Linked DNA regions of Mus musculus: regions 1, 2, 4, 5, 6 and 7 are each linked to region 3. Evidence: chromatin loops called from intact Hi-C (ENCODE). Cell type or tissue: left cerebral cortex. All regions are shown on one strand. Region 1 has its middle 51 kb from the start of Gm36769. Region 2 has its middle 38 kb from the start of 4930467K11Rik. Region 3 has its middle 4.5 kb from the start of Gja1. Region 4 has its middle 95 kb from the start of Gm36769. Region 5 has its middle 140 kb from the start of Gm24285. Region 6 has its middle 9.3 kb from the start of Gm24285. Region 7 has its middle 19 kb from the start of Gm36827.

Region 1 (4,000 bases), 510 kb after region 3:
CTTTTCAAAGCTGTTTGCTCAGAGCAACCACAACAAAATAACAATAACAGTATGGTACTGGAGTGGCAGTAGTCATGGGGATCATTCATAAACAGCTACAAGAGAGTTAAGCGCGAAATTTCTCTTTCTCATACTTATGTGGTATAAGTTGAAAGAAGTTCATTTCTATGTAACTTTTACATTGTAGAAATGCTGCAGATATAATGTTTCTGAAATAAATGCTATTTAGCAATAGAACAATTTGATATTCTTATAAAAGAAACAGAGAATGATATAAATGCCCTTGGTAACTTGAGTCTATAAACCCTTATAGAACCTAACTTCTGAACCAGGAAAAGACTATGGCATATAAGGATATTGTGACTACAAGGGTATTGTGGGTATTTAAAGTCTCTCTTGTTGCCCAGAATGAAGTGTTAACAGAAATGCAGTAACTTTGGCAGTTAGCTGCTCTGACAGCTTAATATAGAATCATTTACTTAGGTGCAGCCCCAGAGAATACAGAGCTATGAACATGCAATTAAGAATGTACACAGAAAGCTAGAAGTTCCCCACGTAACTTTGAGATATCCCAAGCCGCCTATCATCACAGAGTAGATGTGGCTGACAGCTGAGCTCAGTGGATGATTAGAAGGATTGAACCGTTATAGCACTGACTAAAGGTTTGAACTGTCAGAACTCTTCTGCTAAGGAACAGTCATTATTAAGAAGCTGTGCTGCCCTGCCTCATTGGGTGGGGGTATCTTGGAGACATGGATGAAGGTATAAACAAGACTCTTGAAATGTATTCAACTCTTACTTGTCTCACAAGACAACATCAATCTTTTGTAGACCACATCCACAGATTACGAAAGTTACAGCTTGCAAGATCCGGGACACAAAAGGAGAAAATTTATTTATTTATTTATTTATTTATTTATTTGATAATCTCAATCACAGCCCCCCTTCCTCCTCTTCCCCATTCCCACCCTCTCATCCTCCTTCTCCCATCCCCCTCTCCCCTTCTCCTTGGAGAAAAGAAGGCCCAATGAAAGAACATGCATGGTCTAGACCTAGATCCCTATACATATGCAGCAGATATACAGCTTGGTCTTCATGTGGGTCCCCTAACACTTGGAACAGGGGCTGTCTCTGACTGGGACTCTGTTGCCTGACTTTGGATTCCCTTCCCCTAGCTGGGCTACCTCTTTTGGCCTCAGCAGGTGAGAATATGCTTAGTCCTAATGCAACTTGATGTGTCAGGGCAGGTTGATACCCAAGATACTTACTTTTAAGTCAACCCACCGGAGAAAAAAAGAAAATTCCTTATCTGGCAGATTCACTTGAAGTATGGGGATATGGAATTGGGTAGTGTAATCAGCAATTAGGACTCAAGTTACCCTATTGATTAGCTATAGAAAGAAGCATTAAAAGCTATATTTTGTGGGGTTCTATCATTGTATGCAGGCCCCTTTCTCCACTGCTTAGTTGTTCTAGCTTCAGGCAGGAATATGACGTAGCCGATCCTTCCCTACAGTGTTATGGGAACTGATAAGACTGAGCATTTATTGACTGCCGGTTCTGGCTTTCTACCCAGGTAAAAGAACTGCAGGTAGCAGGTGTCTTAGGCTTTCTATTGCTTTGATGAGACACGATGTCCAAAAGCAAGCTGGCAAGGAAAGGCATTATTGACCTTATCCTTCCACATTGTAGTCCTTCATTGACGGAAGCCAGGGTGGCACACGGACAAGGCAAGAACCTGGAAGTAGGAGCTGATACAGAGGCCATGGAGGGGTACTGTTTACTGGCTTGCTCCCCATGGCTTGCTTGCTCATCTGATTTTTATAGCACTCAGACTGACCAGCCCAGGGACAGCACCACCCACACACCACCCACACTAGTCAGGGACCACCACCATCAATCACTGATTAAGAAAACACCCTACAGGCTTGCATGTGGTCTGATTTTATGAAAGCATTTTTGTAATTCCTGTTTCCTCCTCCAAGATGACTTTTGCTTGTGTCAAGTTGACACCAAAACTATTCAGCACCAAGGGAGGGGAAAGCAGCTGATTTATCTACATATCAAAATGCCTTCTATTCCCAAGGCTTCTAAAGAGGAACCCAGCAGAGGGTAAAAAGAATGACACTGTGAGTTTATCCCAGTGCTTCCTCACTTCCTCTGCAGAGGTACCTTGGGCTGGCTTTGCCTGGTGGACAGTGCCTGCATCTCCAGGCCTCTCTTTTAGCCTCTTTCCTCCCTTCCTCTCTGGCATGGGGCAGGAAAGCAGAAAGGTCTCTATTGCTGCTAGTGCCCCAGGTCCCTGTATTATTCTAGCAGTTTCCTAAATTCCATTCACATCTTGGCCATTTGTCTCTTTGTAAATAAACCTTCCTTGAGTTCTCTGAAGTGCCTGGACCATCTGTTTCCCGTGAGGAAGGTCTCCCACTGACATTTAGATGGCTGATACTAGACATGCCAAAACCAACTTTAGAACATGCGGAGGCAAACTTGGCAAGCTTCATCACTTAAAAAAAGAGTTCACTAAGAATTTTCCTTTATTGTGTATCTTTTGTAGAAAAGATATCACTGGGTCATCTAAGAGGACATAGGTTTTGGCCTCTAGTCATTTATGAAATGGCATTGTGCTACTGCTGACATTCCCATTAGTGTTGCTAGATAGCCCAGCCATGGAAAAATGGGGGCTAGAGCAATCCTTTAGAGGCAGAAACGGACCGTGCCTCCTGCCGCTTTGCTTTCCAAACTGTCCAATACTACCCATGTGCCAGTAAAGACAGAAACTCCTTGAAACTGTAAAAAGACCAAACTAAACCATTGCTTGATCAGTGCAAAACCACTTATCATAATAATCTTTCAAGTTCCCCTTCTACTGCTCTTACATTTATACACTCACTTTAAATCAGCTTGACATTCTGTAAATCGTATCCTTTGAGAATTTTCAAATATTAGGGTGGATTTTTACTAGTCAAACTTCTGTCATTGTTTATTTTTCTGGTGGCTAGTGACAAGGAATAAGAGGAGGTAAATCACCAGCAATTAAATTTTCTGTCTAGTTACCCATCTATGTTTGAACTAATGAACTCTACTAAATTATGGAAACATAGATTGAGCAGGTATAATCTGTTAAATTACCTGGCTCTTACCTAAACCCTGAAAACAAACAAAGCAAAAATAAAAGAGATTCCTCACGTTACATATAGCTGTTCATCCTTTGCTACTATCTAATGCTTTTACTAATTAGGCAAACATGTGAGTATTCACAAGTGTTAGTGTAGGCACCAGTGCTGAAAATAAAAAGATTAAGAAAAACTCTGCATACATCTTCCTTCTGAAAAGTTCCTAGTCCAATTGTAACTATGATACAAACGTGTAAATACTATGGTAAAGTGAGCTGTGTGTCCACATAGGAAATGCATCTGAATCCAGTGATACTTAGTGTTGAAGATCTTGGGATGTTAGGTAGGAGAACAGTTTTGGAAGATAAATAAAATTAGGCAGACCAATAAAGTGAAGGGAATTAAGTTTTAGGGACAGACAAAAGTGCAAAGATCTAAAATGGGGTGTGGTTCGAGCCCTGCTGAGGGTACTTCAGACCTGGAGGAGAAGGCAAAGAGTCAGAAGATAGGAGCAATTCTCAGGAATCCATCCAATCACAAGCCTAAAGCCGCCTCAGACTTTACAGTTGTAGGGACTGTGACATTAGAATAGTGTTGGTTGTGTGGAGGATAGCTAAGGACTTAAGAAAGAAGCACGATGCTTAGTGTAGCTGAAAATCTACAGTGGTTTTGGTTCTTACAGTAATTTACACATTGGTGTTTCCTAAATTTTCTGAAGATTGTTTTCCATGTGCTCTGCCCAGTCTTGGGTTTCACAAATGCCACAGGTGAGCAAAATAGTGTCTTCAGCCATCAGACTCCCATATGAATACCATAAGGTCTAGAGAAAGAAAAGAAGCTTGTTTTTGGGCTAGAGAGATGACTTTGTAATCAAGAGCATTATC
Region 2 (4,000 bases), 1.1 Mb after region 3:
TGGTATCTTTCTACCTGCCCCTCCCCCCAATTTTCAGGAATGCCTAATGCACAATCTCCTCATTTTTTTTAAAGAATTTTTTATTTAAGTTATGTATGTGAGTATGCTGTCACTCTCTTCAGACACACCAGAAGAGAGTATCAGATCCCATTACAGATGGCTGTGAGCCACCATGCTGTTGCTGGGACTTGAACTCAGGACCTCAAGGAGTAACCAGTGCTCTTACCCACTGAGCCATCTCACTAGCCCCCAATCTCCTGGTTTCTAATCCCCAAAACCCTGCTCTCTCTTCTTTCCTCATGCTTCCTTCTCTGTCTTCATTTCCCTCCACACCTGATCTTTGCTCCTAAACTGGTCCATGATTTCTAACTCACAGAATGAAATCAGCCGACCATCTATCCTCCCCACGTCTCCATTTTATCTCCTGACCTGGCATCACAAACAATCTAAACTCCTTTCTAGAAATGCCAAAACCCTTCAGAAAGTGATGGATCAGGCAAGGCTAAATGAGCAGGGAAAGAATTCTTTTTGGGGGTGAAAAACTATAAGGAAAGCTAAGAATTCTTATGCAGTATTTTCAATCATGAATATAATAGAAATGCTGAATATATACTGTACATGTAAGGACATGTTTTAAATGTTTTTACACAGTCCATTCCTTTAAGTCCAAGGAAGTTTTGGGATGCTCTGGAGTTTTGTTTTTATAAATTACTATTATCATTCCTGTGGTTTAAAGGAAGAAACTAAGGATTAGTGGATACATATTACACAAGAGAAATGAAGACAAAACTAGGCCTAGGGTTTCCCTGAGTTGAGAATCCTAAACACTTTTATGCATTTACATAAAATACATAATTTGCCTATATACAAACGCTGAAGCTCTCAATTTTTACAATATTTTTTTAATTAGCTATGTGTGTAAGAGGTATATGCATGTGAGTATGGATGACCTAGAGGCCAAAAGTGCCAGATACCCTGATATTGGAGTTGTAAGCAGCCACGAATAGAGTAGTATTGGGTGCTAGAAACCAAAATCAGGTCCTCTACAAGAGCAATACTGTTCTTAAACACTGAGTCATCTTTCTATCCTTATCCCTTTTCCAGCGAATGTTTTCTGATGGATACTATCAGGAGCTTTAAAATACTTCAGAATGTACACACACACACACACACACACACACACACACACACATACGCCCATATAAATGGCAACAACATATTAACAACATATTGTGAGCACCCTACAGAATTTACTTATTTAACTTACAAGATAAACATGCCTACAATTTTTCCAATTTGTTTTTCTTACTTCTCTGAAGTGCAGGGTCCCTCTCCCCCAGCCAAGGCCACAGCATCAATGCAGAATTCGCTGTCTTTTACGTAATCTGCTAGGCCTTCCTTTGAGATATTCCTTACTACTGTGACTCTTATTCACATGACTTCTATCACAACTGTCCTACTGTCTCACCATTTTGGAAGCATCACTTTAGCATCTTAACTCCACTCCCACTATTACAGCAGCTGTCATCTGACTTCCACACACATGCCATGGCACAGGCAAACCAAAACACAGACATGCAAGTAAGTAACGATAAAAAGTATAAAAGCTGTCTTACAAGCATGATTTAAAAAAAAAAAAAATAAAAAAAAAAACATTGCAAACATGCCGTAATAAAAAGGAAGTTGTTAAATAGATACAAATTCATATCTCAACCCTAAAAACATACAAATATGAGATAAAGCATGAAGTACATTTCTAGACCATACAAAATATATTTCTATACCATTTGGCACTTTTTGTATTAGCATACATTTCTTTAATAATTAAAATTGATAGAAGCATGAAGCAGAATCTGAAAGGGGAAAGAAATGTAAGAAGAGAAAGGTGGCAAAAGGCCCTTTGCAATCCCCTGGTGAGACCTGCTTTAGGGACTTGTAGTGTTAGATGTAAGCTCCATGGTACTTTAGTTTCTAACATAGCTGTGGCTTAGGAAGTCTCTTAGAGACCTGAATTAAACTGTAGGACACTAGGTTATTAAGATCTGTTTTGATAATGTGGTAATGATAATACAGACTGGTTATTTTCAGAAAAGCCAGTTATCATGAATTATTAAAGCCTTCATATTAATTCATATTACTGAATAGATAATTGATTCTATCCCACTGCCTTATTTCTGAACCTATTAATGTACAGCTGAATCATTTCCTACACAGCACTGCGCTGCCCCCCTGTGGCGGCTTCTGTGCATGACAGCAAGCGTCTTCTACAATAATCACGGTAAACGGAAGGTAATCATCAAACTTTCCCTATGGTCGAAGCGTTTCACTCTACTCCAAAAAAATATTGCATACGTTAAAATTTCTCAAATATACGACATAGCGTCACCTCAATGATCAAATTATGAAAATATAGAAATAGATTGTATTTTATTCTGTTTCAGATTACAATATAAAAACGTTCCCCGTTTTCCTACCTGTGCTTTCTGCGCCACCTACAGGAAACGTGTAGAACTTTTATTAAACATAAGCAAGTGCATGCCTCGTATAGAAAAACTGAACAAGCTCATCATTACTAAATTTATAAAAACAACTTCATCTCCTATGAGGGTCCTCACGTAGTCTTCTGGAAATGAAGTCAGATGTCGCCCTTCTTAGGAACACTATTGCTGTGGTGAACCACCATGACCAAAGCAAGGTACAGCCTTGGCTGCCTCTGGAACACAGCTTCTGTGTACTGACTCTCAGAAAACACTTCCCAGATTTCACCTCAGTGACGCTGGTCTCCTCTAACCACAGCTGATTCCTCAGCCCCGGTGGACCAGCATCCATTATCCCAGCAAAGCAAAGGTTTGACTTTAGTGGTTTTGGGTCTCTTGTTAGTCACAACCAATTCTTCAGCTCCAGCTGAACAAACACCACAGATTCTTCACATAAATGACCTGGCAGAGTCTTTGCTTCCCTCTGAAAGGTCACACATGAAACTCAAGAAGAACGAAGACCAAAGTGTGGACACTTTGCCCCTTCTTAGAATTGGGAACAGAATACCCATGGAAGGAGTTACAGAGACAAAGTTTGGAGCTGAGACAAAAGGATGGACCATCTAGAGACGGCCATATCTAGGGATCCATCCCATAATCAGCTTCCAAACGCTGACACCATTGCACACACTAGCAAGATTTTGCTGAAAGGACCCATATATGGCTGTCTCTTGTGAGACTATGCCGGGGCCTAGCAAACACAGAAGTGGATGCTGACAGTCAGCTATCAGATGGATCACAGGGCCCCCAATGGAGGAGCTAGAGAAAGTACCCAAGGAGCTAAAGGGAACTGCAACCCTATAGGTGGAACAACAATATGAACTAACCAGTACCCTGGAGCTCTTGACTCTAGCTGCATATGTATCAAAAGATGGCCTAGTCGGCCATCACTGGAAAGAGAGGCCCATTGGACTTGCAAACTTTATATGCCCCAGTACAGGGGGACGCCAGGGCCAAAAAGTGGGAGTGGGTGGGTAGAGGAGTCAGGGGGAGTGTATTGGGGACTTTTTGGATAGCATTGGAAATGTAAATGAGGAAAATACATAATAAAAATATTAATTCTAAAAAAAAAAAAAAAAGCAAAATACATCTGTGTTACTCAGTGATCCAGTATAAGAGAGGCCAGAGACTGTAAAGGCCAGGTGATACACAATGAGTAAAGAAATAGCTGAAGTGTTTCTTCGGTTGGAAGTTTATAAAAAGAAAGATACTCCACTATGTCTGGTACAGTGAGTAAAAGGGAAACAATAGCTGAGCACATTCACATAAAAACTAAAATCAGGACACCCAGAGACAGCTTGACTCCCAAGATGTCCATCATAATTAGGCTTGCAGGTGAGACACACCCCTCCACCCTAATACCTAGTATAACTGGGACCCCCATGGGGCCCAGTGGAGGCAGAACCTATCTGCCCTGCCTGAAGCACATCATCCTTCTAGGAAGCAGCTCTGCCTGGAACAGA
Region 3 (4,000 bases):
GATGTCAGGAACCACCAAGAGATTAAAAAGTCACTAGAGGGGGCTGGAGAAATGACTCTGTAGCTACGAACTTAGTTTGATTCTCAGCACCCATACTGGATAGCTCATACGTGCCTAAAACTCCAGCTCCAAGGTATCCAACACCCTCTTCTAATCTCCAAAAACACCTACACACACACACACACGCGTGCGCGCGCACACACAAATAATCCTAAAAAGTCACAAGAACCTTGCAGTTATACGAATCCTGCTACAGTAATTTTTCAGCTTTAGTCTTCTGTACCTCTTCAGGCTGAAATAGTTCTAATGCATAAAGAAGTTATAGTTCTATGGTAAGAGATTTCTTGGGAATAATTGTGTTGTTTTATGTTTGCACTAAATAAAAACTGTGTTAAGCTTGGTGCCGTCTATCACAGACATGCATGGTTTAAAGTTGAGATTGGTCCGTCTTCCTGTGTACCAAAACCAGCTCAGACATACAACAGAAAGGCACTTTAACGACCTTGGTAAGTGGTAGTATAACCAAGCGTTGTAAATATTTCATTTGGGAATTTTTATCTCAGCTGACTCTTAAAGCAATGTTAAGTCAGTCTGTTTTTCTTTTCTTCCTTTCATTTGTTATTAATTCGATTAAATACTTGTCTGAATAATGTCTGAATAATTTTCTTCTTGAATTTGTTATTTCAACTATACACTTGCTTTCACTCTTAAATACAAGGATGTTTTCAACATGTAGACTGTTCTTTATGCTTTCTACATCTCCACAGCATGTGATGCAATGATGAATATGGACATACAGAATATGAACTGATGGCAGGTATCACACACATGAGAGAGCTATCTTCCTAATGATTTTTTTTTCCAGACAGTGTTTTGCTGTGTGACTCTAATTGGCTTAGAACTTGACATGTAGACCAGGCTGGCCTGCAATTACAGAGATCTGGCTGCCTCCTCAAGAGTGGAATCAAAGATGTGTGCTGAATGACTTTCAGATAGTTGAGTAATGTTCATGCTATTTAACCTAAAATCAAGTCTTGAAATATTTTCTCTTTTGGTGGGTAATCAGCAGACTAAAATTCCAAATATAGTCAAAATTTAGATGACCAGCGCAAATGTTCCTTTGTTCTTTTCTTTTTAAAGCAGAGACAAAATAGACTTAGGGAACGTGAGGGAAACTGTCAAGAGTGGAAGGGGTTCCTCTATTTTAAAGCTACTTTTACTTTTAATTTACACACAATAATTATGCAAATGTGTGTTGTGTTAATATATGAATACAATGTGTGGTGGTCAGAAAATCTGGGTAACAGGAGGTTGTTCTCCTTATGTAATCAAAATCCGGCAGTGTGTAAAATCACTATAGTTTTGAGCCAGGAATGTTGGTACGTGCCTGTAATCTCAGCACATGGAAGATCAGGAACTCAAGATTGGCCTTTCCTACACAGCTAGTTGATGGCTAGCATGGGCGACATAAGATCTTGTCACAAACGAAACTAGCTCTCTAGCTTTTGCTCCTAAACAATTTATTTAAAATTTTGAGGCTAGACATGTTGTTCATAAGATTTTCTTACAATTTATTTATTTAGCACATGTATATATAAGTGCATTCATGCCAGAGTATGCATGTGGATGTCAGGGGCCAATTTAACAAGAGTCTGCTTTCTCCTTCCAGCATGTGGGTCCTGGGGAATCAAATGCAGGTGGTTAAGCTTGGTGGCAAGTGCTTTTACCCACTAAGCTATATCTCACCAGCCTTCTATTCATAGGATTGTTAACAGTGCCTCCACCTAATTATAGAGGGGAAGACTGTGATTCCTTTCGAAAAACAAAACTAGCATTCTTTTTTTTTTTTTTTTCTTGTTCTGGTTATATGTTGCTTTTTCAAAATTCTTTTAAGAGAATGAAAAGACTTAAGCTCAACCACCCTAACACCGTTTTTGGTTTTGCGTCCAAAATTAAATATTCCATCACCGGGGCTGGAAATATGGCTCAGAAGTTCAGAGCATCGACTGCTCTTCAGAAGTCCTGAGTTCAAATCCCAGAAACCACACGGTAGTTGACAACCATCTGTAATGGGAACCGATATCCTCTTCTGGTGTGTCTGATGACAGCTACAGTGTACTCATATACATTAGATAAATAAATAAATAAATAAATAAATAAATCCTTTAAAAAATCCTTTCACTGGCATTTGGCAACTGGCAGGCATAAGACACAGTAAATATTTACTGCATAATTAAATGTAAACATCCTAAAAGATTAACTGAGCGTCATAGAAAAATGATATCAAAGATTAAATAAACTGCAAGTGTTTTATCAGTTATATTTTTTAAAGCAGAGTTGAGGTTTGTTGAACGACACTTGTATATAAATTAAGCGAAGGGCTAGGAGGAAGGGATCCTAGGTGTGGCTTTCTCTAAGAGAGCTGCCACAGTAGCTTCTTGGGCTGTTCATTTGCACTCTGTACAGAAGATGGAGCCAGAGACATATTTATCCACAGCTAAACGTCTTTTCCATTTGACAAAACAAAGCAAAACAAAGCAAATTCTTCCTTCCCTTTATAAACATGTTGTTTGTTTGTTTGTTTAGCTTCAAAGTCAGATTCACTAGGAGGTAAATGGAAGACCCATAGAAATTTTACCTAGACAGAGTCAAATTTTGACGTTTACATTGTTTTCAAAGATGTCAGAGAGCTAAATAAATGGGGAGCAAGGTTTCAGTTACAGGAGTCCTCTGGAATTGAATAGGAGGTGAGTTGTCAGGTTTCAGAAACTATGTAGAAAAGGATTCTAGTGTAATTTGTTTGTGAAGCTGCTGGCTCCTAGCATTCACAGTAAGATCCCTTCCCAGCTGGCTACCAATCTAGGAAAAGCATTCCCATATTTGCAAGCCGTCAAGCTCCACATTCTCGTCCACTCTTTCCTTGCAGACGGAAAAGAACACACAAAAAAAAAAAAAAAAAGTTAGCTTAAATTGAAATTTGATCCATACAAAATTATTGTAGTTCTGATAGAAGAAAATATAAACCAGGATAGCTGCTCACACCAGCATTCTAACACAGGAAATAAGGGAGGAGGGTCATAACTTGTTTAGTGAGACTTTATCTCAAAATTTAAAACAAACAAAAAAAAAACCTCAACCTCAGATAAAGGTGTCTTTAATCAAAAACTGGCAGCAGACAAGCTGGGGATCTATATTGAGACTTTAACTCAAGAAGGAGCTGGAGGAGAAGGAGGAGGAAGAGGAGGAGGAGAGAGGAGAGGAAGAAAGGAAAGGAAAGGATAAGATAATAAAATCTAAGCCCACTGCAATGTTATTCTTGATCCTCCCAGTCTTAGATAGCTCTGTCTCCTACAGATCCATCTTCATTCCCAAGGAGCTACTTATCAGCTCTTCAGTCAGGTGACCACCTCTCTCTTGGGAGAGAAACTACCTTCATTCTCCTACATCCCAGCCCTCTACCTCAGCACTTCATTTTCTGTAAGGTCTGCATTCACTCTTGTTTTCAATGAATAATTGCCCTTTCTGAGTTAAAGACCTAGAAAGCCTCAGGCTAGTGTTATTTTCCTTACAACTAAACCGCCTCCCAACCATCTTGAATGCCTTTCTCCTCTTGACCTTACTGGCTTTTGTCATTCTTTTCTTTGTGGGCTTTAGAGGAAATCCATTCAAGCTGTGCGCTTTGTCTTGGAGATTCACGGCCTACATTCCTTCTTTTAACAAACACTTTAGAACCTGTGGCTTTAACTGTCGATTCTTTTCCGTTAAATTACAATCTTTACAAAATTTTAACCTGAACACCTTAACCCACAGTTGAGAGGCCCCTTGGCTACCTTTGCCTAGGCATTTACGCTCTCCATCACTGGATTCTCTCTCCTATAGTGTCTTCTGCTGCCTCCACCCCTTCCCTTACCCCCCACCCCGCACCCCTGCACCCCAGCTTCCGTTTTTGGTGTTAGTAATATTTTCCCAATTAAATTTCCAAACTTGCTCTCCACTTCCT
Region 4 (4,000 bases), 470 kb after region 3:
ATCATAAAAAAGAAGTAAAGAAACTTAAGGAAAAATAATACCATTTAAATTAGTTATAATTGCTTAAGTTCCTTCTTTCCTTTCTTCCTCCCTCCCTCCCTCCCTCCCTCCCTCCCTCCCTCCCTCCCTCCCTCCCCCTCTCTCTCCCTCTCTCTCTCTCTCTCTCTCTCTCTCTCTCTCTCTCTCTCTCTCTTTCTTTCTTTTTCTTTTTTAAGGAGGGAGCTTTATTGATGTTTAAAGTTAATGAAACCTATAAAGTGTTTAAAAAAGGAAAGGACTATCTCCATTTGCAGGAGTCTGCCTTACGGCCTGGAGCTGTGAAGGGGGGTGTGGCACTACCTCTCCTGTGATCTATACCAAGCAGGGAGAGATTCAGACAAGGTGGTTTGGGATTAGGCACAAGAACTAATGGCTTTCCTAATTATTCCAAGGGGTCCTGTGATTGGGCTCGAGGCCAGCACACTTTGGCCAGCAAAGCCTCTCAATTAAGTACAGTCTGCACGCCAAGTTCCTCAGTAAGAGCACGTGAAAGGGCTTCTTTTGACTTTTGATCAAATCCATTTAAATTCTCTGCCATGGGACCCTAACTGTGTCTGGAATCCCTCATACCTGGGCGGCCTTTTTATTAGGTTTTTGTTCTTAGCGTGGAGCTTCTGGTCAGTAGGGTCACAGCGCTCTCACGTACATGTGTTCATAATAAAACATTGCTGTGGAGCTGGGTAGAAGCCAGGCATCTGTCTACATTCCTCTTCGGTCTTGGAGGCAAGAGACCTGCCTAATACCCCTGTGAGGGCTGGACACTAGATCAATACTTACTGAATTGAAAAACAAAACAAAACAAAACCAAAAACAAAACTGAAAACAAACAAAAAATCCTAAACAAGAAAGTTCTTGAGCTAGCAGAGTATGTACCAAATAAACAGATGGTATACATTTCCTAGACTCCTTGCTTGCCCATTTTCTCAGTTACCCTTGGTGAGGACTGCTATGTTCGCACTCTGAGGCTAACAGAAGTTTGTCACCCCGGGAAGCTCAGGGGGATGGCAGTGTGCCTACCTTGTGGCTGTCCTTTAATCCCTCTTGCTTTGAAATGCTCATTTGCAACCAGGAAGGCAGGTCCCCTGCTTGGATCTGGTCAAGGGGCTTGTAAAAGAGGCTCTCACTTCAGTTCAATTCCTGTTCTCTTCAAGTTTAAGAAAAAGGAATGTTGGCTAACATTTAGTCCTGGGGACATACTTTCAGGTTTCATCAGTGTCTTCTCTGTTGATTTTAAAGGATAACACAGCATGCCCATAATTCAGGAGGACTTAGGTGAGTTCCCTCTAAGATATTCCCCTATCTTAAGTTGGAGGAGTTAGAGTCAGTAAATGAAATGACTGAGCCCCCAAGCAAGAGCCAGGGCAGTCTGGCACATGCTCACAGCCTTGGGCTGCTCTAAGTTGTCTTACTTGGAGCAAAGCAAATCTGAGAGAGCCAAAGCAAGAGACAGAGACAGACAGACAGACAGACAGACAGACAGACAGACAGACAGAGACAGAGACAGAGAGACAGAGGGAGAGAAGGAGAGAGACAGGGAGAGAGGGAGAGACAGAGAGACAGCAACAGAGAGAGACAGAGACACTAATGCTACCATTATTCTGATGAAAAATTGGTAACTACTGAGCTTGTAATTCTCAACCAGGAAGATTTAGAAAACTGGTCAAAATGTATTTCTCCAAGTTGAAACAATATTTGCAAAGGGACTTCAGAAAGAACAAAAACCTGTGAGGTGGGACAGGTATTACCTGAAAGAAGTGCTGGTGGCCGGAGCAGGAGCAAACTGGTGTATTTCGGTTGTTGGAATTCTTGTCAACATCAGAGATGCTAGCATACCTTTATCTAAGAATGTCAGTGGCTGTGTGTAGCCCTTCGGTCCTTATTTTTAATGCATACCTCCTACTCTATGGTGTTTTTTATTTTTGTTTGTTTGGTTTTGGTTGTGTTTTATTTTCATTTTTAAATTTTAGGACAACTTTGCTAAGTAGTAGGAGACTAGCTCAGTGACATTTTCCAAAAGTCATGATTTTAAAAAGAACGGAAGATTCTGCTGTGCAGAAGCAATGTGTTCTTGTTTTTATTTTTGAAACCGACTTCTTAATTGAAAAAGCTCAACCCATTCCTATGAACCCAGTCAGGTTCTTAACTTGACCCTTCTACAGCACTCCTCCCTTTGAGCGCCCCCTTGAGGTCAGCATCTTCATAAACAGGGCCTTCCTGTCAATCACTGTTTTCTGAGAGGTTTCACAAGCAGCTGAAGAAGGAATCACACAGGTACTGTCAGTGCTAAGGAAACTATCAATGGGAAGGAACGTAAGAGCAATATTTACGGGGATCTCCCCCTGATGTCTTGTTAGATGAAGAAGCACTCAGAGCATCCTCTATATGCAGAAATTGACAGGCATTCCAGAACATTCAGAAACTGGGGGAACTAACAGCATATATAAGCAACCATTCTTCCTGCCTTCCTGACACTTAAAATCTCTTTTACTATCTCTCTTGCTTTGATCTTTTGAAAAGAAATTGCGTCAGCAGGATTCAAATTTGTTCCTTTCTCACTTTATATTTCATTATTTATTCACTCCCTTTCTTCTGCTTTCAGTTATAGTCAATTTTCTGAATACTTCCACCCCAGGATCTCTCTACATCCATACTGGCTTCTTCTGAGAGACAAGCCCATGATTTGGAGTTTCTGTTATAATTTTCAACAAGGATGTTTCAAAGTCATTTCAAACCCGACCCAACCAAACAACATTTGAAAGCTCCAGCTATTTCACGCCAAATGAGCGGCAGCAGCCGCCGAGTGTGGTGAATCTAGATGATTGATCCCTTAGGGCTGAGCCCTCTGGGAATACCTCACAGTAGAGGCTCACACACGCATGAAGGGTCTGAACCAGGTTATTGGTGAGTAACAGTGAACGGAATCAGTACCACACCTATTGCTGCTTCTTTTGGCTCAGAGTTTTCTACAGCCTTCATGCTTCCAAGGTTAGCTTTCCTCTGACGCAACCGTTTTAAAGAGCTGTGTGTGTGGAGGGCTGAGGTTGCTTGCTAAATGGCTAAATGATATTTTCTTTCACTCACATTATTTTTCTTCCCTCTTCTAAGGATATAAGAAGCTAAAACCAGATGATAAAGAAAAGGGTCCAGCCACATTCAACCCACAATAAATACACACATACATACACACCACAATTCTCTCTATTTCTCTCTCTCTCTCTCTCTCTCTCTCTCTCTCTGTGTGTGTGTGTGTGTGTGTGTGTGTGATTTGTAAAGGACTACCCTTGAAAATCAAAAGTGCAATCCTGACTCCCAGTTAAGATTCAATTCTTGAATACCAGGCATTTTCTTTGCTCATTCTGTACCAACTTAAGGCATAGTTTTGTGAGCTGCCAAGCAGCACAGCCCCTCAGGCCCAGCACTGCCCTGATGTCTTCTACAAAGCTGCCCCTCCCTTTCAGCCTTGAAGTGACTCCCAGACCAACTGGACTGTGTCCTGATCCAAAAGGCAACCGCTTTTGATGCTGACCTTTAAATACAATAGATGCTTCCTTCTTTTCATCTCACATCATGTTTCTTTTTAACAAGAACATGGAGACTTTTCTGCAGGACTCACAGCAGACTCTTTTCTCATAGAGAATCATACATAATTAAGAGCATAACTTTGGGTTTTCATGTACAACTTGGTATACCATGAAAAATTTTAGTTTTGTGGAATTTTTTTTTTTTCATGAGGAGGAAGCACCCTCTTTACTGGGATAGCCTCAAGGGTGGAATGAGTTACACTGTGACAGTTTACAAAAAAGGCCATACAGTGATGGAAATTCAATTAAAACATACACACACACTCAAACACACACATTCTCTCTCTCTCTCTCTCTCTCTCTCTCTCTCTCTCTCTCTCTCTCTCTCTCACACACACACACACACACACACACAGAGTCAGATGAACGTATGAAGTTGG
Region 5 (4,000 bases), 940 kb after region 3:
ACCTAAATTTTGGGGGTCAAAGAAACTATCTCTTTCATAACTACCATATTGAATAAAGTGGGCACGGAAATATGTATTGAAAAAATCCATGCAATGAATTATAAGTTAATGAGAGCAATTTAAAATGGATAATAATGCCTTGTGGGTCCCAACCTATAGAAACTTTAGCTCTTAGACTGGGGAGATGACACAGTGATTAAAGCATTTTCCATGCAAGCTAAAGTCTGGAATTTGGGACCCTCTTCAAAAGTTGACCAAACAAAATGGACATTCATATCCATAAGACCAAATGAGAGGAGAGGACTCTAGAATTTATGTTCATGGGAGCTAACTTTATATAACTGATCCTAAAAGTAAGAGGAAATAAAGGCACTCCAGGGATTTGCCCTGTAATTAGTCTGACAGTCCTGTGGGTGCCTGGAATGTACAACGATGTACAGCTGATACAGTAGGATGCTTCTTCAATTCTGATCTGTTTGAACAAAAAGAACATCTGCTATCTATTGATGGAGTGAAGGGTTTCTTTGTTTTTGTCAACTTTTGCACAAGGTTTCCTAATTCACAAAACTTATGTGGATTCTTGACCACTAACACAGTTTTTTTAGAGACATCAGAAAACAGCTTCCATAACATAGCTTAGGCAAAATGTCTTGAGTTGGACAAGTTCCATGAAGGATGAGATTCAGAAAATGAATCAACATTTCATTAAATTCAAACATGGCTGGGAAAGTTCCCAGTGTTTGAGCCTGGAGAGTTAATGTCCTAGCTGTATTGAAATAACTAATCAAAATATCTCCTCCTCTCAATACCAGTTATTCAATCCAAGAATTATATTCTTCACAAGTTCTCTCAGCTACATCCGCCTGAATACTCATATGTAATTTAACATAAAATAAGGAACTTTGGAAAGGTTTAAGTAGATGTATTTAAAGGCCATTAAGAACACAATGGCTTTTTTTCCCTTTCGGAAGCCACATGAACAGAACCACCAGTGGCTTTGATTTGTCTTACACAGAGAAAAAGATTTCACTGGCTGCTCCGGTGAATGATTTGACAAATAAAACTCTTGATTTGAACCGTATTACATGGTATATTAGGCAGAAAAAGCTAAGAGCAGAAGGCAATCATCGGATGCAGGATCCATGAAGCAAATTTACTGGAACTGTTAGTAAATTTATTGGATCATTGCTTTTGGAATTCCATATAAACCATGCAAGTCATTTTATTTTATTTGTTTGTTTTTTTTAAAGAGCATGCATCTGCCTTTTGTAGTTTCCAGGAATGATAAGGGAATGCTTACAAATGCTACTTTTCTTAAGAATGTCCTGAACTTGGTTGATCTTTATTCTTTAGATCCAGACAAATATGATTCAATCCTTATTCAAATGTAGGAAACTGGGTAGTCTTTCAAAACAAATATCAGGAAATTGCTTTTGGAAAACCAAATAAAAAATATACCTCTGCTTGGTACTTGGCAATCACAAATTACCTTCCTATGTGCAATTTCCAGAAGATTGCCAACCAAAAGTGCTTCTCACCAAGACCAAAGGCCCAATGACAGAAAGCTGCTGCCATCTACAGGAATTGTGGAATATTATCCAAACTAAACATTTTTCTGAATTCAAAGAACCTTATGGAAAGCAAACTTGATGTATCAAGCTATGCTCCCTAAACAAGAAACCTCCTTGTTTATCAGAAACTGCCAAGTCATCTCTAAGCTTTCTGCCTACAGTTAGATTTTATTCTCTAAACCAAGTTACATTTATTTGCTTTTCAGAAATACAATAAAGCATAGAGTGCATTATTTAGTAAATTATAGCAGTTAATGCACAAACAGAAGTAGATATCTCTGATTTCCTTACCTACATTTCCATAGTAATGCTATCCCCTTTCCTAGTTTCCTCTCCGAAAGTCCTCTATACCCTCCCACCACCCTGCTCCATTATCTGATCATCTGATGGGTTCCCCCCCCCTACGTATTACCACTTAATTAGAAAACTGTGAAGACTGTATAGAAAAGCATGCCTGAAGTCCATTAGGAGTTTTGGCTCTAAAATTTCACAGTAGTGTGATATTAAGCAAGGATTTCGCCATCACTTTGCTCACATTCATTACCACTAAAATGGGAATAACAAATGCACCACATAAGTATGATGAAGCGTAAGCAAGAGACTATACATTAAGACAGCTAGTAAGAGTGGACAGCACTTCTCACGGAATTAGCTTCATGACAATAAATATCATTATTATCAGGGTATAATTATCAAATGCAAACCTTAAGTGACATCTCATTATCTCTGAGTATATATGCACTTATATGTATGTATATGCATGTATATATATACAAGTATATATATATATATATATATATATATGTGTGTGTGTGTGTGTGTGTGTGTGTGTGTGTGTGTGTGTATACAAGTATATATGCATGTACGTGAGTATATACAGATGTTACATATATGCCAGAAGAGAACATGGCAGGAAAAGGCAAGGTATTCGTCCATGTAACTCACAAACCTGACTAGGCATTCCAATCATCTCAAGAGTTTTAAAAATCAAAGTGCTGCAACTTTGCTCCAAGACATTATGATGTTAACAGGCAGAAGTTTTATTTATCCCTAGGTGAGTCTTAAGTTTGGCCAAATGTGATAGCCAGTGTTAGATACTTAGTTGCGTGTTTTCATCGCATATGACTAATACCCTAATGAAGCTTTGTGAAAACAATCATGTCGTGAAATTTGTTGTGATGTTTAAGTAGATGGTACTCTTCGCCGTGCCATCCTGTTCCCTTTCGAGCACGTTGATCTCCAAAGCATATACTCAGAAAATAAAACATTTTCTAAACATCATAGATTTCCCCAATGATGGAAAGACATAGCATTTATTTCTAACTACCAAAAACAATACTATAGCTAATTCAAAATTAAATGTATAATGAGAAATTTTACACATTCTGGGATTTGGAAAAGCTGGGAAACATCTGAGTATCTGATTCTTTAGCCCAGCGAAATTCTAATTAAAACTTGAGCAAAAACTGAATGATGCATCCATTTGTGTACTGTAAGAACATACCAGTTACAAAAAGTATAAGGAAATAAGTAGTTATAGTCAAATTTTACAGGTATTCAAAATTTACTGCCTTTTAAATGAAGTATGTCCCTCACGGGCTCATTGGTCGAATACTTGGTGTCATTCCCCACCCCATCCCCAGTGGCGAAGCTTTGGAAAGTTGAGGCAGACATTGAGGGCTATAGGCAGACTGGGTTTCTGGTTCTATCACTGCTTGCTGATCCACCAAGATGTGAACAGTCCATGGACAGAGTTACTACTATGCTCTGTGTCTTCTCAACTGAAAGTAAAAATAAGCTTCTCTTCCCTGAAGTTGTTTCTGTAAAATACTTCATCACAGCATACAGAGATGCAACTCATATAACAAATCACCTTCTGTATTCCCAGAAGTCCACGTTGCACTTTTCTAAAGCAAAGGGTATTTGGAGAGACTGTGGCTGACTTTAAGTGATAAAGTCCATGCAAATGTTTATTAATTTTAAAAGTACATACATAGATAAGATGTGATAGCCAAGTTCCTTTGCCAACTGCCTGCACCATAATACTGTAAAGGTTTGATGTATTTTGGCTACAATCCAAGTTAATTAAAGCAGCCTTGGCATAGATAAGACAAAGTTCTCTATTAATACCATGAATATGCACACAGTGCTAAACGAGAATTTTTCAGTAGCAACCTCAATGTCAAAATGAATTTTGGGAAATAGTTGGCTATTTACACAGAATTGGGCAGATGTTTAGCATGCTAACAAATCATTTTCTGCTTTTTCTGCAGAATTCAACTTACGTGGTCCACATAGTCCAGTTAATGTAAAATTCAGACTAAACAGTTTTAAACATAATAACTAATTATAAATAAAAAGAGGAAGAGATAGGCTTCTACTATTAAACATGAGCAACATACAAAGTGTTATATTGTAGGAACTTTACA
Region 6 (4,000 bases), 810 kb after region 3:
ACTACAACATAATACATAATGTGTCTATTAGGTATTGGAAGAAAAATTCAGAGAGCTTATCCAAATCCAAATAACATTATGGGGATGGATTTGTTTTTGAAAAAAGTCTTGTTTATTCCCCAACAATCCTAGAGCATAGCAAAGTAATGTTTTGTTCACTTTAACTGGAAGTCTCTGCTCTGTTTTCACCAGTCCTGTATCGTCTAGCAACATCATCTGAGGCATACGTCTCTGTTAGTTATTAAAACTGAAACCTGCAAAGCAGTTGTAGAACTTTCAACATTCATCAATCTTTAAATTTAATAAACTTTCTAGGCTCCTTCTCCATGGCTAGAATAACAATTCATGATTGAAATGCAATAAATGAGGTGTGAATAGCAACACTGTGTCTGGTGAATAGCAAAGACCAACACAGAAGAGATCGGGAGAATGTGCAGGGGAGTTTCTGAGAAGCCCAATCCTACTGATCAGAATTAATACTTTCCACCTACCCACAAAGTCATCCCTGCCGACATGGCCCACACATTTACAGCATGGAATCTTGATGGATATGAATCTCAATCTCTTGCTGTGTGATTCTATCTACCCTGTGGCTATGTGGTATGAGGAAGGCTAACTGTTCTGCTTGGTCCTCACAAATCACACTGCAAATATTATTACCAGTCTTTCTATGGTAACACACACACTGGAATTCAAAATGACTCTCACCCACATTCTTATTTCTTCACATGTAGCACTCAGACTAGCAAGAAATGGTTCTAGAAATGAAACAAGCAATTATCCAACACACAGAAATAACCACGTTGGTGTCATTTCTACTTTAAACTGTAACAGTTGGAAGGAATTGTCTGCTAAGCTTCTGATTAAATCCGGATCATCTTTCTACCTTAACCCTCTCTGAAAGGTCCTCACAGACATACCCGCAAGCATGCTCATTGTCAATCTAGTCAAATTACCTATAAAGATCACCTATCAAAGTCTTGTTTCAAATTCCATCAGGACTGACACTGCTGAGAGTCTGTTTAGTCCTTGCATTTGAATATAAAGCTAAATCTTACAGGTAAAACATATACTATCACCTATCTGTGTATACTTTAAAATATATAGGTATTCATTCATACATTGGACATGGTATAATAACCAGATTGAGTTATTACGGTACCCAAGGACCAGTAAATCTATGACTACATGTAGGATTTTAGATTTCAAGTGCATTAAAAGCTTGGTCTCCAGCCATCAACACTATCAGGAGACAGAAATGACCTTAGGACACTGATTCTTTCGGAAGAAAGTTACATTATCATTACTAGAGATGTGCTTTAATGGGAATGCCATATACTGACTCTCTTCTCTCTTCTTTGCTTCCAGGATGTCATGATGTAAGCATATTTATTGTCCCAAATGTTGCCCACCATGATTTATTGCTTTTAGACAGACTCCAAAGCAACAGAGCCAGATAAACCAGTCCTCTTTTTAAGATATTTCTCTCAGGTGTTTTCTCACAGATGTGAGAACTGATTAGCTCATGAAAGATGATATGATTTTACCACTTTAAACATGTGGAAACTTTGTATGATGACTAACTTGTTGAATGTTCTTTGAATAAGTGGTAGAGCCACAAATGAGATCTAGGAAGCCAAATTTAAGGGCCACAAGCACAAGAGTTTAATAAGTACCTAACTCTGAGTGGATTAGCCCTATATTCTACACAAGTCAAGAAACAGGTCATTATAGATAGTTAGATAGGTAGATAGATAGATAGATAGATAGATAGATAGATAGTGATGTATATTTAAAATAGATTATTATTCTCTCTTAACCCTTTCTGAAAACCCCTCGTAGACATACCTAGATGTATGCCACAATTGATGAGTTCATTCTAAATCCAGTCAAATAGCAGTGATTATCACCTATCACAGCCTTGATTCAAATTCCATCATAAGTCATGATGTTGTTAGTTTACTTATCTTCCCATTAGAATATAAAAATTAAATGTCACAGGCAAAAGACATACTATCCCACACCTTTGTATTATCTATAAAATTACAGTTATTCATTCATACATAGGACATTGTATCATAACCAGATTGAACTTTTGCATGGTTAAAATTAAGTAAATACACACATGTATTTCAGTGTGTCAAACTTTTTAGTAGGTGCTTACCTGTAGCATCTTGTGAATCACCTATATGTTCATAATTCATGGTCACTATTAATATTTAAAACAAGTGATTTCAACTAACTTTAATGTTAGATGACATAAAATACCATGAAGACAATATGGAGTACTTTGGTGGAGTTGCTGGAAAAATAGCAGAAAAGAAGAAGTTGAGGGGGAAATGGGAAGGGCTGTGTTCTTACAAATGTGTATTCCAAAACAAATTTCTACTTGGAAGTAGCCACATGCTTTGTTTCAGATGGCAACAGCACCCCCTGGTGAAGAGCAAGCATAGTTTACAACTTTCTCCAGAACAATATAGATGATATGCTCCATGGGCAAAGAGGTATAATTAGGAGTAGATAGCTCAGTGTGTTCCACGCAGCACTGATTATAGGTAGCATCTCTATACTGTACATTGAAAAAGGCCATAAGGAAGGATCTTGGATGTCTTGACCATAAATATATAGGTGACAAAGCTATATGATCATTTTCAAATAAGATTAATATAAATTTAAGGATAAAGGTAAATATTAAAAGCAGCCTTATCAGTTTGTTGCTTGAACTAGCATTTGCTCACACTGATCTTACTTCATTTTAGAAACTAATTCTAGAACCCTGGAGGCCTACTGTCACCCAGAGCAAATGGTTGAGATCCACAAGCACCAAGCCCATATGTGCTGGATCCTCATTAAAGCCCAGCAGCCATAAAGTTTGCTCTTTCCCCTTTGTGCTATATTTTCCAGTCCATACCTCTAACCACATCCCAGAGGCTTGTAGCAATCAGGAACCACCAGGTGAGAACCCTATATCCCAATTCCCTGCCAGCTGGACCCTCTGGACAAACTCAGCAGTGGCAAACTCTGCCCTGTTCCTTCTGCACTCTATTTCCTGGGCCATGGCTCCACCTGCATCACTGGAGGCTTGCTGCTGCCCAAGGATAACAGATAAGGTCCTCAAGCACCTTCTGGTCCTTCTGGCCTCTGCCTACTGGGTCATCTGGCAAGGCCAGAAGTCTTGAGGTCTGCTCTGTCACCTCTGTGCTCCATCTTCTGGTCCACACCTGAACCTGCAATCCAGGGTGCTTGAAACCATCTGGGGCCACCAACACTACCTGCATCCCTGTGGGCCCTCCCCTATCCCAAACAATCTGCAGTCTGAAACCATCAGGTACCACCAACTCTGTCCACATACCTGAAAGTCTGCTGACACCAGAACAGTCAACTCAACTTGAAATCCCAGAGGCCTGCTATCACTAGGGACTGTTAGCTCTACTTGCAGCCCCAGAGACTTGCTCCTATCAAGGACTGCCAGGCCTGACAACATTAGAAATAGATGGCTCCAGGACAACATAAGAACACAATCAACAAAAGTCAGGGCAATGTGGCATTCTTAGACCCCAACTATTTTACGACAGTAAGCCCTTGATATCCTAAAAGATCTGAATTGTGAGAAAATAACCTTAAATCTAATATATAAAGTTGATAGAGGCCTTTACAGTGGAAATGAATGAATCTCTTAAATAAATACAGGAAAATACAATCAAACAGGTTAGAGAATAAATAAAACTGTCTAACACTTGAAAAATGAAAATAGAAGCAATAGAGGAAACACAAACTGAGGCATTCTGAAGGTGGAAAGCCTATGAAAGAGAACAGGAAACACAGATAGAAGCATCACCAGCAAAATACAAGAGATGAAAGAGAGAATCTTGGGCATAGGAAATATGATAGAAGAAATTGATATATCAGTCAAAGAAAATGCTAAAGCTAAAACAATTCTAACACAAAACATCCAGGAAAGTTAGGACACTATGAGAAAACCAACCCTAAGAATAATAGT
Region 7 (4,000 bases), 630 kb after region 3:
TCTTAACTCCTTCTGGCTTCCATCAGAACCTGCATACAGGGGGTATACATGTAGGTTAGCACACATGAACATGCGCGCACACACACAAACACAAAGACATATCTGCATGCACACACACACACACACAGAGAGAGAGAGAGAGAGAGAGAGAGAGAGAGAGAGAGAGAGAGAGACTGGAGACACAGCTCAGTAGTTAATAGGACCTATTACTCTTAGAGAATTCAACTCCCAGGCCCCTCATGGTGGTTCACAATTACTTTTGGCTCCAATCCCCCCTCTGACCACTGCAGAAAACAAGAGCACATATGGTACACATACGTAAAGACAAAACACTAACTATAAAATAAAGTGAACAAACTTAATTTCAAAAATGAATGAATAAAAATAATCACTAGCAAAGTTAAAGTGGCAGCCTAAACAGCAACAGTACAAATAATGCAAACTCAATAAAGAGAAAAAATCCTTAAAATTAAACCCTAAATATTTCCAAATGAATTAAAATAACTAAAGTTTAATTGTAAGAAAATACAATGGAAATGTTTATAACAATATTTTGCTCAGAAAAATTATACAGAATAATTTGCTGCACTATATACACTCATAATTTGAAGAATTAATTTTTCAAGGCTTGTTTTTACTTTGTCAAAGGAAAATTATAGACTTGGCACAGTGTAGTAAAGACTTAATACAGGAACTTAATGGTGATGTGACAGTTAATAAAACTATATCTTGAAAGTAGCTGGCAATGCTCTGGATGATAGTTAGCTTAAATGGAACAATTTGTTAAATCATTCAACTAATGCTTAGTAAGCATCCATTGTATAGCATTATCAAGTATGTACTGTGAAACTCTTGTGGTCGATGCCATATAAAAAGTTACATGCTTCTGTGAGATTTAAAATGTAGCAGAGAAAACACCAGCGCTTAAAAAAATGGATGATATCTTATGATCCAGTATATATATTTACATATATATATATATATATATATATATATATCAAATTAGTTTGAATGTTTACTTGAAAATACTTTAAATTCTTACATTGAAAACATAGAAAACACAGAAGTGGATGCTCACAGTCAGCTATTGGATGGATCACAGGGCCCCCAATGGAGGAGCTAGAGAAAGTACCCAAGGAGCTAAAGGGATCTGCAACCCTATACGTGGAACAACAATATGAACTAACCAGTATCCTGGAGCTCTTGACTCTAGCTGCATATGTATCAAAAGATGGCCTAGTCGGCCATCACTGGAAAGAGAGGCCCATTGGACATGCAAACTTTATATGCCCCAGTACAGGGGAACGCCAGGGCCAAAAAGGGGGAGTGGGTGGGTAGGGGAGTGGGGGGGGGCTTTTGGGATAGCATTGGAAATGTAAATGAGGAAAATACCTAATAAAAATATTAAAAGAAAAAGAAAACATAGAAAAATAAGAATCAGATGAAAAGAGACAGTTGGTTTAAAATGGTTGAAGTCAATATTTTGTACTCTGTAGTTACGTTATTTCCGTTCATTTTGATAGATCAATTTCTCTAAAGATTGGAAATCTTTGGGGCCAATAAAAATACCCTGAATATCTTCTGTGTCCTGTCAACATTCACATATCTTTATTATCTAATAATAAGGTATACATCCAGATACTATGCTGTATAGTGGGCCTGACTGAATGGCATATTAGAATTCAAGAGGGAGCAGATTTGATGTACAGTCTGAGAAACAGACTAGAGGGACCAAGGAAGCACAAAAGGCTTATGTCGGATACTAGTGAACCTCCCTCAAGACCTCGGCAGAGTTTTCAGGAAGAAACCGTAAAGAAGTGTTCTATATTCACCTCAGGACTGAAGACAAGAACACTGAAAAAAGATGTGATTCGGATACAGAATTTTTTGAGTAGCTCCCGTTTGAAAGGGGTAAATGAAGTGCGTTAAAAATATCCACCCCTCTGAGAATATCCAAAATAGAACTTTCCTTTTGAAAAACCAGAGAGATGTGCTGGGATCCTTTTCAAGGTCACTTTAACCTCTAAGAAATCAACGCAGTTTCTGTTGTGAGAGCAGGGTCGCCTCCCCTCCTACCCTTCCTTATCCTGATCAGGTGATGTCTCAGGCGGCAGCGATTCTTTTTTAATGTAACAAACAGTGCCATCTACTGACCAACTCATGCTACTGAAGCGGTAAATATTCTAGGACAGTAATTTGATCTGTGATAGGCCATTTGTCACAGTCTACGGAAGTCACATTTTACACGTGCTTATTCGAAGCTACAAGCAGGACAGGTGCCGTCTGTTTTGATTGTCAAGACTTTTTTTTTTTCTTTTTAGTACAAGAAGAGATTGAGGTCCAAGAAAACGGATCATTTGATCGTAATTTCGACTCTGTGGTTTTTTGTAGAGAGTACCACTTTGAACTGAATTCCCCTGAATGGAAGGAAATGTCACACTTTAGAAGTGTAAACAAGTCTTCAGAGTTCTAGAGCCTCGGAGTAAAAGCTAGATGGGGATGAGGGATGAAAAGGTGTGAGGTCCGTAGAGCAAAGCACACTGCCCAATGACGGACAGTCTGGGGAGAAGGAAAATGCTCACGTGGACTGTCAAGTCGGAGAATGAAAGGAAAATGAGCCAAGGCTATTTTATTTCTCCCCCTTTAATACTATAAAGCTTGGAAATATTTAGGTCAGTCCCATGTGTTCCTACATAGGCATTATCAATAATTCCATCTATTGTGTTGCAAGTTGTATGGTGTCAATAATCAGTCACTTACAAATTTATGAGAGTTAGGCTGAAGTAAGGATGGATAATGCAGTGAAAATCTCCCTATACTTTGATTAATGAGAATTAAGCCCCATTTGGTTTCTATTTGCACCCAAATCAGGAGAGTGTTGTTACTGTTATTGTTGTTATAGGCTGCATGCAGATATTACACTGAACAGTTCCATGGTTGTGGCATTCATGCTGTTTTCCTATAAGCTTCTGATTCTATAAATGGATGTAACCAATATCTGTGGGATGGAATATTTGTAAAAGAATATGCTACCTTCTCCTTTAAGAGAGAGAGAGAGAGAGAGAGAGAGAGAGAGAGAGAGAGAGAGAGCAAGAAAGGATGTTGATTTTGTGTATAGGGAGATAGGGAGGATCTGGGAGGAGCTGAGAGAGGAGGAACTATAATAGAATATATTTTATGAAAAAATATATTTTCAATTAAAAATATACTATTTTCTCATTTAAGATAGGAATGAGCAAGTTGATAAAATGGGTCCAGATGTTTGTTTCCGTTGTTGCATTGAAGCTCTTGAAACTGTATGAGGCACATTCTCAAATTATATAATATATATCAAATTAGGAAATGAAAGTAATCTATCAGCCAGATGAATCATATTCGGGAGGGTTTCTGAGAATAATACTCAAGATGTACAATATTACCAATCTTTGAAACACAGAAGAAAAAGAAGGAGAAGAAGAAGAAAAAGAAGGAGGAGGAGGAAAAGGGAGGAGGGGGGAGGAAGAAGAGGAGGGGGAGAAAGAGGAGGAGGAGGAGAAGAAGGAAAAGGAGGAGAAGAAGAAAACAGCAGCACAGAAGGCAAGTTTGACAGCAATGCGACCATTCAAATGCACACGATCTCAGTCTGCATACAACCACCTCCTTCCATTTCTCAAACCAAAGGCTTCCAAAGAGCCAGGAATCTACAGAACTAATGATGTCAATGACCATAGCAACGCAAGCACTGGAGGGGTGCGCTTTCTTCACAGGACACTGTCCTGAGGGTTGTTAGTAACACTGAAACTTACTCTGGGATTAGACAAGGACATATGGTGGAGGCAGAAGGCAAGTCTTCACAGAGATGCCTCTTGGTGATAGCTCAGGACAGACCTGAGAAATGCTGACAACAGCTGCTGGAGCAAGTCACAGACCCACAGAGCATGTGGAATAGCACATGGAACCTGGCTCTGGGCCTCTGTAGTGGGGTTTGTTTAGGATTTCAAAATAATTCAGACTCAGCATC

The links. A loop is a pair of places that touch in the nucleus more often than their neighbours do. Peaks named below come from ENCODE experiments on the same cell type or tissue, not always from the same donor. Only the 100,000 strongest peaks of a DNase experiment are listed, where the experiment ranks them.
Region 1: it touches region 3 in a loop (2.6-fold over the local background); 2 of 42 quality-filtered maps call a loop at or near these places.
Region 2: a loop joins it to region 3, with 21 times the contacts of the local background. A loop is called at or near these places in 19 of 42 quality-filtered maps.
Region 4: a loop joins it to region 3, with 2.4 times the contacts of the local background. A loop is called at or near these places in 22 of 42 quality-filtered maps.
Region 5: a loop joins it to region 3, with 12 times the contacts of the local background. A loop is called at or near these places in 14 of 42 quality-filtered maps.
Region 6: it touches region 3 in a loop (9-fold over the local background); 22 of 42 quality-filtered maps call a loop at or near these places.
Region 7: it touches region 3 in a loop (9-fold over the local background); 34 of 42 quality-filtered maps call a loop at or near these places.

What each region holds. Positions count from the first base shown.
Region 1 is chr10:56,882,793-56,886,792 of GRCm38, forward strand. No RefSeq gene overlaps it. Among named protein-coding and RNA genes, the nearest start is that of Gm36769, 51 kb to the right of the region's middle. In left cerebral cortex, a CTCF peak has its summit at 2,213; a DNase peak (open chromatin) is centred at 2,443.
Region 2 is chr10:57,445,894-57,449,893 of GRCm38, forward strand. No RefSeq gene overlaps it. Among named protein-coding and RNA genes, the nearest start is that of 4930467K11Rik, 38 kb to the right of the region's middle. In left cerebral cortex, CTCF peaks have their summits at 2,260 (motif pointing left) and 2,474 (motif pointing left); DNase peaks (open chromatin) are centred at 1,497, 2,242 and 2,480; H3K4me3 peaks cover 297 bases.
Region 3 is chr10:56,370,776-56,374,775 of GRCm38, forward strand. No RefSeq gene overlaps it. Among named protein-coding and RNA genes, the nearest start is that of Gja1, 4.5 kb to the right of the region's middle. In left cerebral cortex, a CTCF peak has its summit at 2,453 (motif pointing right); a DNase peak (open chromatin) is centred at 2,466; H3K27ac peaks cover 266 bases.
Region 4 is chr10:56,838,708-56,842,707 of GRCm38, forward strand. No RefSeq gene overlaps it. Among named protein-coding and RNA genes, the nearest start is that of Gm36769, 95 kb to the right of the region's middle. In left cerebral cortex, a CTCF peak has its summit at 2,228 (motif pointing left); DNase peaks (open chromatin) are centred at 481, 1,066 and 2,231; H3K27ac peaks cover 1,050 bases.
Region 5 is chr10:57,315,722-57,319,721 of GRCm38, forward strand. No RefSeq gene overlaps it. Among named protein-coding and RNA genes, the nearest start is that of Gm24285, 140 kb to the left of the region's middle. In left cerebral cortex, a CTCF peak has its summit at 1,576 (motif pointing left); a DNase peak (open chromatin) is centred at 1,558.
Region 6 is chr10:57,181,340-57,185,339 of GRCm38, forward strand. No RefSeq gene overlaps it. Among named protein-coding and RNA genes, the nearest start is that of Gm24285, 9.3 kb to the left of the region's middle. In left cerebral cortex, a CTCF peak has its summit at 2,436 (motif pointing left); a DNase peak (open chromatin) is centred at 2,414.
Region 7 is chr10:56,999,385-57,003,384 of GRCm38, forward strand. No RefSeq gene overlaps it. Among named protein-coding and RNA genes, the nearest start is that of Gm36827, 19 kb to the left of the region's middle. In left cerebral cortex, a CTCF peak has its summit at 2,152 (motif pointing left); a DNase peak (open chromatin) is centred at 2,127; H3K4me3 peaks cover 371 bases; H3K27ac peaks cover 527 bases.